Linked DNA regions of Homo sapiens: region 2 is linked to region 1. The links are chromatin loops, found by intact Hi-C in ENCODE. Cell type or tissue: CD14-positive monocyte. All regions are shown on one strand. Each heading gives the region's core, and the rest is flanking DNA. Links, peaks and the distances in the headings are about the cores only. Region 1 holds the start of LILRA1 (leukocyte immunoglobulin like receptor A1). Region 2 has its middle 4.1 kb from the start of CDC42EP5.

The links. A loop is a pair of places that touch in the nucleus more often than their neighbours do. Peaks named below come from ENCODE experiments on the same cell type or tissue, not always from the same donor. Only the 100,000 strongest peaks of a DNase experiment are listed, where the experiment ranks them.
Region 2: it touches region 1 in a loop (1.8-fold over the local background); 1 of 110 quality-filtered maps calls a loop at or near these places.

Annotation. Positions count from the first base shown.
Region 1 is chr19:54,590,263-54,594,743 of GRCh38, forward strand. LILRA1 (leukocyte immunoglobulin like receptor A1) reads left to right here and starts at 3,370. Exons shown (of 10, transcript NM_006863.4): 1 at 3,370-3,519; 2 at 3,935-4,016; 3 at 4,179-4,214; 4 at 4,403-4,481. The coding sequence starts at 3,983. It overlaps LILRA2 (leukocyte immunoglobulin like receptor A2), which reads left to right. Exons shown (of 8, transcript NM_001130917.3): 8 at 1-25. In CD14-positive monocyte, for the core only: no CTCF peak of the experiment used is centred there; DNase peaks (open chromatin) are centred at 3,319 and 3,839; H3K4me3 peaks cover 2,008 bases; H3K27ac peaks cover 2,012 bases.
Region 2 is chr19:54,474,174-54,480,625 of GRCh38, forward strand. No RefSeq gene overlaps it. Among named protein-coding and RNA genes, the nearest start is that of CDC42EP5, 4.1 kb to the left of the region's middle. In CD14-positive monocyte, for the core only: CTCF peaks have their summits at 4,697 (motif pointing right) and 4,901; a DNase peak (open chromatin) is centred at 4,698; H3K27me3 peaks cover 2,295 bases.

The DNA.
Region 1 (4,481 bases), core at 1,982-4,481:
AAATTTAATAAATATTCTACACCAATACAATGTTTATCATTTCAGCAGTGTCTGGTTCTTGATGAAAGTATTTCTAAATGTGTTAATATAATTTACTATTTTCACATCACAATAGCTTCCTAATTCATTTCTATAATTGCCTGTTTTTTCTCTAATGGACTCTTCGATTTTTATTCCTCTGGGGTGGGTTTTTCTCCCACACACCTGATCTTCCATACAGGGTTTCTCCCAGGGATGACTCAGGAAGGAAAACTGATGAGGGGCATTTTTGTACCCGCTCCTGCCCTGCGGTGTCCATGCTCCCAAGTTTAGAATCAGCTCTGTGTTATGCCTGGCATGGTGGAGCCCATGAGACCCTCACATTCAAGTGCCAAAGATGCCCGGTCCAGCAGTGATAAAGCGAGACTGTGTCATGCACACCCGGGAAGGTGGCTCAGTGCTGAATGTGGCCTGGGTCACCAAACCAAGCAATCCCAGATTCTGTCCACAAATACAGAAGAGAGGGAGCCACAGTCTCTCTAGGATCCCACGGTTTCCTCCACTTTTTCCTTTGTTCTGAGAGAAAGACAAAGTGCCATGACTGCTCTGTGGGCTGGACAGATGCCTGTTTTCACCTGCAGGCTTGAACTCAAGCTGAGGTCTTGAGCATTCCCAGGTACTGATAAAGCACCTTAGATTGTTTCTAGAAAACACTGAAAAATTAACCCTTTGTTAATTATGTAGAAACAAACCCTGCCCTGAACCAAACTCCTGAAACGCTCAGGTTAAACTTTGTAACTCAATCCCTTCACTGCAGATACCCAGTAGGAAAGTCACATGAGCAAGGATGAGATGACTTTGGTTAAACTCAGACCCCACAGGGCCAGGAAGGCCTGACGGAGAGGAGGCTCGTGTTGCCAGGTCTCAGATAAGAACTGTTTCTAAGGACTTTTTTAAAAACCCCATAAGAAACTCTTCCATGTCTTTCACCCCTCTCCTGCTTTGACATGGTTTATTACTAGATATTCTTTAGGACATCAGGAATGCAGATAGGCTGCTCTCGAGAGAATACTTGCCCAGCAATGGCATCTCCTCCAATGGACTGACAGCAACTCTGGCTTTGAACCTCTGGAACCAGGGAACTCTGCTTCTAAGCAGCTCTGTCAGCCTCTCCCTTGTTGCTGATAAGAATTTCCTTTACCTCTCTATGTACAGAGAGCTCTCTCTATGATGTTTTTCCTCTACTCTCACACCACAACAGTCATCAACACAGGAGACTTGTAGGATCAGATGTGTGGGATTGTTTCCCAGACCCAATAGCGAACAGCAGCTGGGTGTCCTCTAAGTCGGCTCCGAGCTGTCTACCCAGACACAGTCCCAGATCCCACAGATTGAAGGCCCATTCTCCAAGATTGCCCCCACACACCATTCCCAAGTCCAGACCTCCAGAACTTCTGACTGACTGGCTTCAAGTTGGGGATCCCATGACCACCTCTTTGGGTTTGATTAATTTGCTGTAGCAGCTCACAGAACTCAGGGAGACACTGACGTTTACTGGTTGAATACAAAGCACACTGCAGAGGACACAGATGAAGAGACTCATAGGAGGAGGCATGGGGGAAGGGACCGGAGCATCTATGCCCTCCCTGGGCGCCACGCTCCAGGAACCTCCGCATGCTCAGCCATCCAGAAGCCCATGAAACCCAGTCCTCTTGGGCTTTTAAGGAGCTTCGTGACATCAGCATTTCCTCCCACAAGGAACAGGGTGAGACCATCTTCTGGGAGGGTCTTAAGAGCCACCATCAGAAAGGCAGGGAACATTCGAGTCTTGCCTTGGGCAGGTGAAGGAAGGGCAGGAGGAGGTCAGAGGCCTCCCCTAAGGCCTAACACAGCCAATACTCTAACAAAAGACTGTAACCAGTGGTATGGAGTTATAAGCCAGGAACCGCGGGTGAAAACCAGTGTGTATCACAACATCACACTTCCCTCTCCGGATGCACTGTGTCTTGCCATGCCATGCACTCCAGATTGTAATCTTTGCTTCTCATTGTCAAATACAAGCAAAATCCAGGCAACCCTGGAGCAATGCAGCCTTGAATTCCTGGGGTCTCTTGTATGCACACTCTCTTCAACCAAACGGGGATCATAACTATGGCATTTGTGGGATGCAAATCCTGTGTATACGAATGGCAGACTTTCCCTATACATGGTGCAGTGGAGCCAGCTTCAGGGCTGGAGTACAGGCAGGTTTTGTGACATGTGGGCCACGGACTGGAGCCAGTTCCCTTGTACACCAAAGAACAACTGTACTTAGAGATAATTTTCTCTAGATTTTTGTTTTGTTTTGTTATTTTAGGTTAAAGCATTGGATAGAACACCCAGTGTCACCTTGTCTACCTCCAGGACATGCTGCAGGGCCCACTCTATGGAAGTCCCTCTAACAAATGCTCTATGAACACCCTGGTGTTTAGTGCTTCTTTCTTTGGAATCCCAGCAGCTCTATCACTGGACGGTTTGGTGCACTCCTTTGATGGAATTCCTCTGGGCTGCTTGGGGTCCACTCCAGCCTCAGGTGTAGCTGGAGGACGCAGCCTCCCACCTTGGTCTGGAGCCCTGAGGCCCTCACTGTCATTGCAGATCCCGAGGTTCCTCTCCCACCTCCATTCAGTGGTGGAAAACTCCATTCTAATTACCCCTTGAAGGTCCTGGGACCCTCTGGCCTCTGTTCTTTCTTGTGGATCCACCTACACTTGGGAACTTCCTCACCTCTTTTTCTGCTCATGACATTGATGCTCTGGGTATTTCAGAAATGCCTCATGTACATTTCTCCATTAGGGTCAGATGTGAGATCCAGAGTGGACACATCAATCATCTACACAGACTGGGGGGTCCAACATCGAGATCCTTTCACATCCCAAACAGTTCAGGTCTTACCCTGGTCTGGAAATCAAGCACAAATGAGCCCCTCCGAATGTCCCAGGCACCACTGACCCAACAACCACTGTGACCAGTGGGATTCATGACAACAATCTGCAAAGGAGGAAACTGAGGCTCAGTGATGGGACATTACAAACCAAGGTCATGTAGGCAGCGGATGATAACCAGTCATCAAATAAATATCAACTCCCTCCCCCACTCCCCAAATCAAAGCTCAAACATAAGTCATTGTTCTCAAAACGTTGAACAGGGATTGAGGTGCAGAGGGATGGCCAAGTAAGCAAAGGGCACCGAGGAGGCAGGAAAGTCTCAGATGTTTGTTCCCAGCGGGTGGGAGTGGACACTGTAGCAAAATATTTTAAAAAGGGGAAGTTGAGAGGGGACTATTTGGTTGAAAGAAAACCCACAATCCAGTGTCAAGAAAGAAGTCAACTTTTCTTCCCCTATTTCCCTGCATTTCTCCTCTGTGCTCACTGCCACACGCAGCTCAACCTGAGCTACACAGCCAGATGCGAGATGCTTCTCTGCTGATCTGAGTCTGCCTGCAGCATGGACCTTGGTCTTCCCTGAAGCATCTCCAGGGCTGGAGGGACGACTGCCATGGTAAGGACCCCACAACGCTGAGCTGATGGATGGCTGAAGGAGGGAGGGTGACCATGTGGGAGGCTGTGAGAAGGAAAGGGAAGCCTCCGTTACCCTCATCTGGAAGGGCAGACGCAGAAAGCACCAGTTCTATTTGCTGCTACATCCCGTCTCTCAGTGAGAAGAGGAGAAACCAGACAGACAGTGGCTGGGGGTCAGGAAAGACCCCATTACAGTCTGAAATGTCTGCAGAGGGCCTGGTTCCTGCCCCCACCTCAGCTCTAAAAGAATGAGAGTCAGGCTCCTGGTAGGGTAGTTCTGCTTCCTGTGTGGCTGCAGATGACAACACCCCATGAGAAGGACCCAGCCTCCGAGTGTCCACACTGGGTGGGAAGGAGGGGAGGCTATTTCTCTCTGTGTGTCTCTGTCCTGCCAGCACCGAGGGCTCATCCATCCGCAGAGCAGGGCAGTGGGAGGAGACGCTATGACCCCCATCGTCACAGTCCTGATCTGTCTCAGTGAGATTTGAAGAGGGAGGGGAGCTTCTAACCTAGGAGGGACCTCACCCCACAGCCGACCTCTAGTCCCTAAGGAGACCCCAGGGGCTCACAAAGATCCCAGGGAGGGGAGGACCTGCCCAGGCTTCAGGGGCAAATTCCTCACAGGGAACTCTCTTCCAGGGCTGAGTCTGGGCCCCCGGACCCACGTGCAGGCAGGTGAGTCTGTCCCCAGCTCTCCCAGGTCCCTCCTCCTCACTGGGGACAAGGGGCCACCCCCGTGCAGCTGGGGATGGGGAATAGCAGTTCTGGACTGACTGATGGGGGCATCTGGAGGGTCCTGGGCTGAGAGCTGAGATATGTTGGGTGGGAAATGACTTAGAATCTGAACTCTGATTTCCTTCCAGGGACCCTCCCCAAGCCCACACTCTGGGCTGAGCCAGGCTCTGTGATCACCCAGGGGAGTCCCGTGACCCTCTGGTGTCA
Region 2 (6,452 bases), core at 3,569-6,068, 110 kb before region 1:
CCACTGGGAGCTTCAGTTTGCCCTGCAGGCGTGGGGGGACCGCGGAGGAATGGCAGGGAAAGATCCAGGTGTTAGAAAGTTCCCACTGGGGTCCCCGCAGGGGATGGAGTGAAGCAGGTCAGGACTCAGCACCCACAGCAAAATTTAAGGGGGGAGGGGGCAGTGGTCACCAGAAACTCAGTAATCAGAAAAACTATATATATATATATATATATGTTACAGACTTTTATTAAGTATTTTTTATTGATGTAAAATTCACATAACATAAAATTAACCATCTTTTTTTTTTCTTTTTTTTTAATTGAGACGGAGTTTTGTTCTTGTTGCCCAGGCTGGAGTGCAATGGCGCGATCTCCACTCACTGCAACCTCCACCTTCCAGGTTCAAGCGATTCTCCTGCCTCAGCCTGTTGAGTAGCCGGGATTACCGGTGCCTGCCACCACGCCCAGCTAATTTTGTATTTTTAGTAGAGACGGGGTTTCTCCACGTTGGTCAGGCTGGTCTCGAACTCCCGACCTCAGGTTATCCGCCTGCCTCGGCTTCCAAAGTGCTGGGATTATAGGTGTGAGCCACTGCATCGGGCCAGAATTAACCATCTTAAGGTGTACAGTTCAGTGACATTTAGTACATTCCCAATGGAACATACCTAATTGGTACACTGGTAATTGTGTAGCCATCCTTTCTATCAAGTTCCCAAACATTTTCATCACCCCTAAAGAAAACCCTATTAAGCGGTCACTCCCATGCCCCGCTCTCTGCAGCCCCTGGAAACCACTCCCCTGTTTTCTGATTCATGGATTACCTCTTCTGGACATTCGCATAAATGGAATCACACATCATACAGCCTTACCTATCTGACTTCCTTCACATAAGCAGGTTCATCCGTGTGCAGCATGTGCCAGTGGTTCATTACATGTATTATGTACATACGTTAAGATATATATAAAGGCCAAGTGCAGTGGCTCACGCCTGTAATCCCAGCACTTTGGGAAGCCAAGGCGGGTGGATCACTTGAGGTCAGAAGCTCAAGACCAGCCTGGCCAACTTGGTGAAACGCTGACTCTACTAAAAAAATACAAAAATCAGCTGGGCGCAGTGGTGTGTAGTCTCAGGTACTCGGGAGGCTGAGGCAGGATACTCGCTTGAACGCAGGAGGCGGAGGTTGCAGTGAGCCCAGATCGAGCCACTGCACTCCAGCCTGGACAACAGAGCAAGACTCGCTCTAAAAAAAAAAAAAAAAAAAAAAAAGACGAAAAAAAGAAAAAGAGATATGTATATAAGAGATCTATTTGTCACGTGTGTAATCCCAGCACCAGCACTTAGGGAGGCTGAGGCGGGCAGATCACGAGGTCAGGAGATCGAGACCATCCTGGCTAACACGGTGAAACCTCGTCTCTACTAAAAATACAAAAAATTAGCCGGGCATGGTGGCGGGCGCCTGTAGTCCCAGCTACTCGGGAGGCTGAGGCAGGAGAATGGCGTGAACCCGGGAGGCGGAGCTTGCAGTGAGCCGAGATCCCGCCACTGCACTCCAGCCTGGGCGATAGAGCGAGACCCAAAAAACAAACAAACCAAAACAACAACAACAACAACTAACCATCACGCCAGGATAATCTCCCTGACGTAAGATCCACAATTTTAAGTGCATCTGCAGACCTATTCACGGGTCGCAGGGATTTGTGCGTGGACATCTTGCATGTGCGGGGGTGGGTGGGGCTATTCTGCTACCACAGTGCCCCTCAGAGGTCAGGTCCTGGGAGGGGGCGGGGCCAAAGCAGGGCCAGCTTCATGGGTTGCCCAGTGACCCATGCTCGGAGGGCCCTGCACCTTTCTTTTTTTGTTTGTTTTTGAGACAAAGCCTTACTCTGTTGCTCAGGCTGGAGTGTCAAAGGCAAGATCTTGGCTCACTGCAACCTCTGCCTCCCGGGTTCCAGCAATTCTCCCGCCTCAGCCTCTCCAGTAGCTGGGATTACAGGCGCACGCCACCACGCCCAGCTACTTTTTGTATTTTTAGTAGAGACGGGGTTTCACCATGTTGGCCAGGCTGGTCTTGAACTCCTGACCTCAGGTGATCCGCCCGCCTCGGTCTCCCAAAGTGCTGGAATTACCGGCGTGAGCCACTGCACCTGGCCTTTTTGTTTGTTTTTTAGACAGAGTCTCTATCTGTTGCTCAGGCTGGAGTGCCAATGGTGAGATCTCAGCTCACTGAAACCTCCACCTCCCGGGTTCAAGCGATTCTCCTGCCTCAGCCTCCTGAGTTGCTGCAATTACAGGCATGCGCCACCACACCTGGCTAATTTTTGTGTTTTTAGTAGAGACGGGGTTTCACCATATTGGCCAGGCTGGTCTCGAACTCCTAACCTCAGGTGATCGGCCGGCCTTGGCCTCCCAAAGTGCTGGGATCACAGGAATGAGACACCGCGCCCGGCCACCACACTTCTTTTAATGCTCAGTTGTCACCAATTTGAAATTCCTTACGTTTTGAAGAAGGGATCCTGAGTTCTCATTTGCAATAGACCCCACCAATTATGTGGCTGGTTCTGGATGGAACAGCGGGAAGGGCAGAGGCCTGGGAGAAAGTGGCCGAGAAGAGCAACGATGGAGAGATAAAAGGGAAAGGAACTCTGGATGATACCCTGGCAGCAGCCTGGGAAAGCAAAGAGGGAGGAAGAGAGAGGTGTGTCCCAGAAGCCTGGAGTGGGAGATGCACCGTCCCTTCCTTGTGGACTCAAAAGCAGGCTAAGTATGATTAAAAAAAAAAAAAAAAAGAGGGAGTGAGGTCCACTGGACTCAGTAAGAATCCAGAGTTCACTGGGGGCCTGGGTGAGAGCAGACCCAAATGGGGTGGGCAGGGAGAGGTCAGATTGCAGTGGAGAAGGCCAGAGAGAGAGAGATTGGAGGCCAGGAAAGGCGGAGGGGTCAGCAGATAACCCAGGGTGTCCTCTGTGAAGGGAAAGAGAGATAAGGTATCTGGAAGAACAGGGAAGGTCAAAGAAAGGTTTTAGGTTTTTTGGTTCATCTGGATACATTCCCAACTTTTTTTTTTTTTTTTTTTTTTTCTGAGACAGAGTCTCAGTGTATCACCCAGGCTGGAGTGCAGTGGCACAATCTCAGCTCACTGCAACCTCTGCCTCCCGGGTTCAAGCAATTCTCCTGCCTCATCCTTCTGAGTAGCTGGGACTACAGGTGTGTGCCAGCATGCCCAGCTAACTGTGTAGAGATAGGGTTTCGCCATGTTGCCCAGGCTGGTCTTGAACTCCTAGACTCAAGCAATCTACGCGTCTCAGCTTCTCAAAGTCCTGGGATTACAGACCTGAGCCACTGTGCCCAGCTGGTTCCTGAGACTGCACCATGATTCCTTAGCTGATTTCAGTGAGTACATACTGCCAGTGCCCCTACATAATTATACACCAGTTCCTAGAATCTTTTTGTAATTATTCAGACTTTTATAGCAATCTAATCATCACTACCCGGCAATTTGTTTTCTTAAGTCTAGTGCTATTGAGGGGGTTCCAACGTTTCCCTTTTAAATGTTTCAGCCCCTCTTCTGAGTAGCAGGGACATGGATGGAACTTTGATCCTATCTTATCCTTAAAGAGCTTACAGGATATTGAGAGGAGAGGAGGGAAGTTGACATGGCACCACCCAGTGGAATGACATAGTCAGCACAGAGCTCAGTGGGAGCACAGAGGAAGAGCGCCAGGCCCATCATGTCCAGCTGCGTAGGTTGTGCACTGCACAACTCTGGGGTCATCATATCACAAACTGAGTGTGAAGAGCCTTGTGAGGCTTCCAGGACAGGTTTCTAGGGGTCACCAGATGCTGGTCTAGATCAGGATGGAGGAATCTTGACTCCTAGAAAGAGGTGGGCAGGGAATTGCTGAGGACGTTTGAAGTCTAATGGGCTGAGCCTTCCCTGTGGTGAGTGGCAGCTCAGCTTTCTAGAGGAAGTTTGGGAAGAAGAATCCTCAGTGAAGGGGTGTTCTACTTGGAGTGATTCGTGTTTCCTTCCAGCTCACTCAGGGTAGTCATGGCCTCTTCCCTTTCCCTGGCTCTCAGTCTGCATCCACCACACTGTTCCCCCTGCTGAACTTTGCACACTCCAGACCACTGGACCACTGCTGCACTTTCTCATTTATCCAGATCATTTTCACCTTCTAGTAAGCTGTGAATGTGCTTATTATGCCCAAGGGTTACTGTCTGTCTCCTTCTGCAAGAATATAGGCTCCTCGGCTGGGCGTTCTGGGTCAGGCCTGTCATCCCCAGCACTTTGGGAAGCCGAGGTGGGCAGATCACGAGGTCAGGAGATGGAGACAATCCTGGCTAATGCGATGAAACCCCATCTCTACTAAAAATACAAAAAATTAGCGGGGCGTGGTGATGCATGCCTGTAATCCCAGCTACTCGGGAGGCTGAGGCAGGAGAATCGCTTGAACCCAGGAGGCGGAGGTTGCAGTGAGCCGAGATCGCGCCACTGCACTCCAGCCTGGGAGACGAGCGAGACTCCATCTCAAAAAAAAAAAAAAAAGAATATAAGCTCCTCGATGGCAAGGATGTTTTGCATATTGATGGACCGCTAGAGCCTCAAACAGTGTCTGGCACACAGGACAGGACCAACAAATACTGAATGAGAAAAGTGAATGACAGATGGAAAAGAACAGAACTAAACAGGGAGTTTCTCCACTGGGACCACAAGAGGGCACTCAAGATACGTGTCAAACCCTTGAAGCCCCAAGGTGGGTGGTCTCTCTGCTCCTCAGCCTGGAGGACCAGGGACAGGTGACCTGGACCACGTCCTTTCTCCTCTGTGAGCCTCTATTTCCCCATGTGTAGCGTGGAGATGGAAATGCCTGAAATACGTTCTTGTGAGAAGCAAAAACCCAACAACGCATGCACGTGAATGTCTTCCAAGGGGTTGCACGTGTCCAAATTCATCTAATTGTGTACATTAAGTGAGAGGGTTTTTTAGTAGAACAATTATAGCTAAACAAAGCTGCTAAAATGTAAATAAAATAAAAAATAAAACTTGCATTGAACAACAACAGAGCCGTTAGGCTAGAGCAAGAAATCTGAAGGATGGCAATCCAGACCCCAATAAATCCACAAAGGGGTGTGTGTGTGTGTGTGTGTGTGTGTGTGTGTGTATGTATTTTTTTTTTTTTTTGAGACGGAGTTTCACTCTTGTTGCCCAGGCTGGAGTGCGATGGCGCGATCTCGGATAACCTCAACCTCTGCCTACTGGATTCAAGCAATTCTCCTACCTCAGGCTTCCGAGTAGCTGGGATTACAGGCATGTGCCATCACGCCTGGCTAATAGAAATATTAATTACATGAAGCAACCAGTGAGCACAATGCTATCCTGTGAAATTATTAAAACCTAAAACTAAATGGAAGCTCTGGTTGAAAAGTGCAATACATTCCTAGCAGGATGGGAGACATTCAGCAAAATCAATCATGTGTCTGTATACTAATGAACAATAATTTAAAAACGAAGTGAGGAGAGGAATTTTATTTACAAAGCCTCCAAAGTAATAAAATGAGTGGGAAGAAATTTAATAAAAGAAATAAAGGACGTGTATACTAAAAATTACAAAAGATGCTGAGAAGTTAAAGATCTAAATAAACGGAGAGGCTGAGCGTGGTGGCTCACGCCTGTAATCTCAGCATTTTGGGAGGCCAAGGCAGGCAGGTTACTTGAGATCAGGAGTTGGAGACCAGCCTGGCCTACATGGGGAAACTGGTCTCCACTAAAAAACAAACAAACAAAAATTAGCCAGGCATGGTGGTGCACACCTGTAATCCCAGCTACTCAGGAGGCTGAGGCAGGAGAATCGCTTGAACCTGGGAGGCACAGGTTGCAGTGAGCCGAGATCGTGCCACTGCACTCCAGCCTGGATGGCAGAGCCAGACTCCATCTCAAAATAAATAAATACATACGAAAATGGAGAAACAGTTCATACATTCACAATAGCATCCAAAATAATAAATATAAGAAATAAAAATTAACAAAAAGTGTCATCTTGCAAAGCAGTAACATAATATGAAAAAACCCCACTGACCACATCCTTCCTCATTCTTAGAAAGGGAATTATGGTCATAGTGGTTGACCTGTGGCCATGTAATTCTGTCCAAATATCCCTGAATGGTAAATGTGAAAACAGTAGAATGAATTCCATTGAAAATAAGAAAACAAGAAGAAATAAAGTCAGAACGCAAAAGTTTTTTTTAAGGGTTATTGGGATGGAATTTTGTTTGTTTGTTTTTTTGAGATGCAGACTTACTCTGTCATCCAGGCTGGAGTGCAATGGTGCGATCTCAGCTCACTGCATTCTCCACCTTCCGGGTTGAAGCCATTCTCCTGCCTCAGCCTCCTGATTAGCTGAGATTATAGGCATGTGCCACCACGCCCGGCTAATTTTTGTATTTTTAGTAGACGGGGTTTCACCATATTG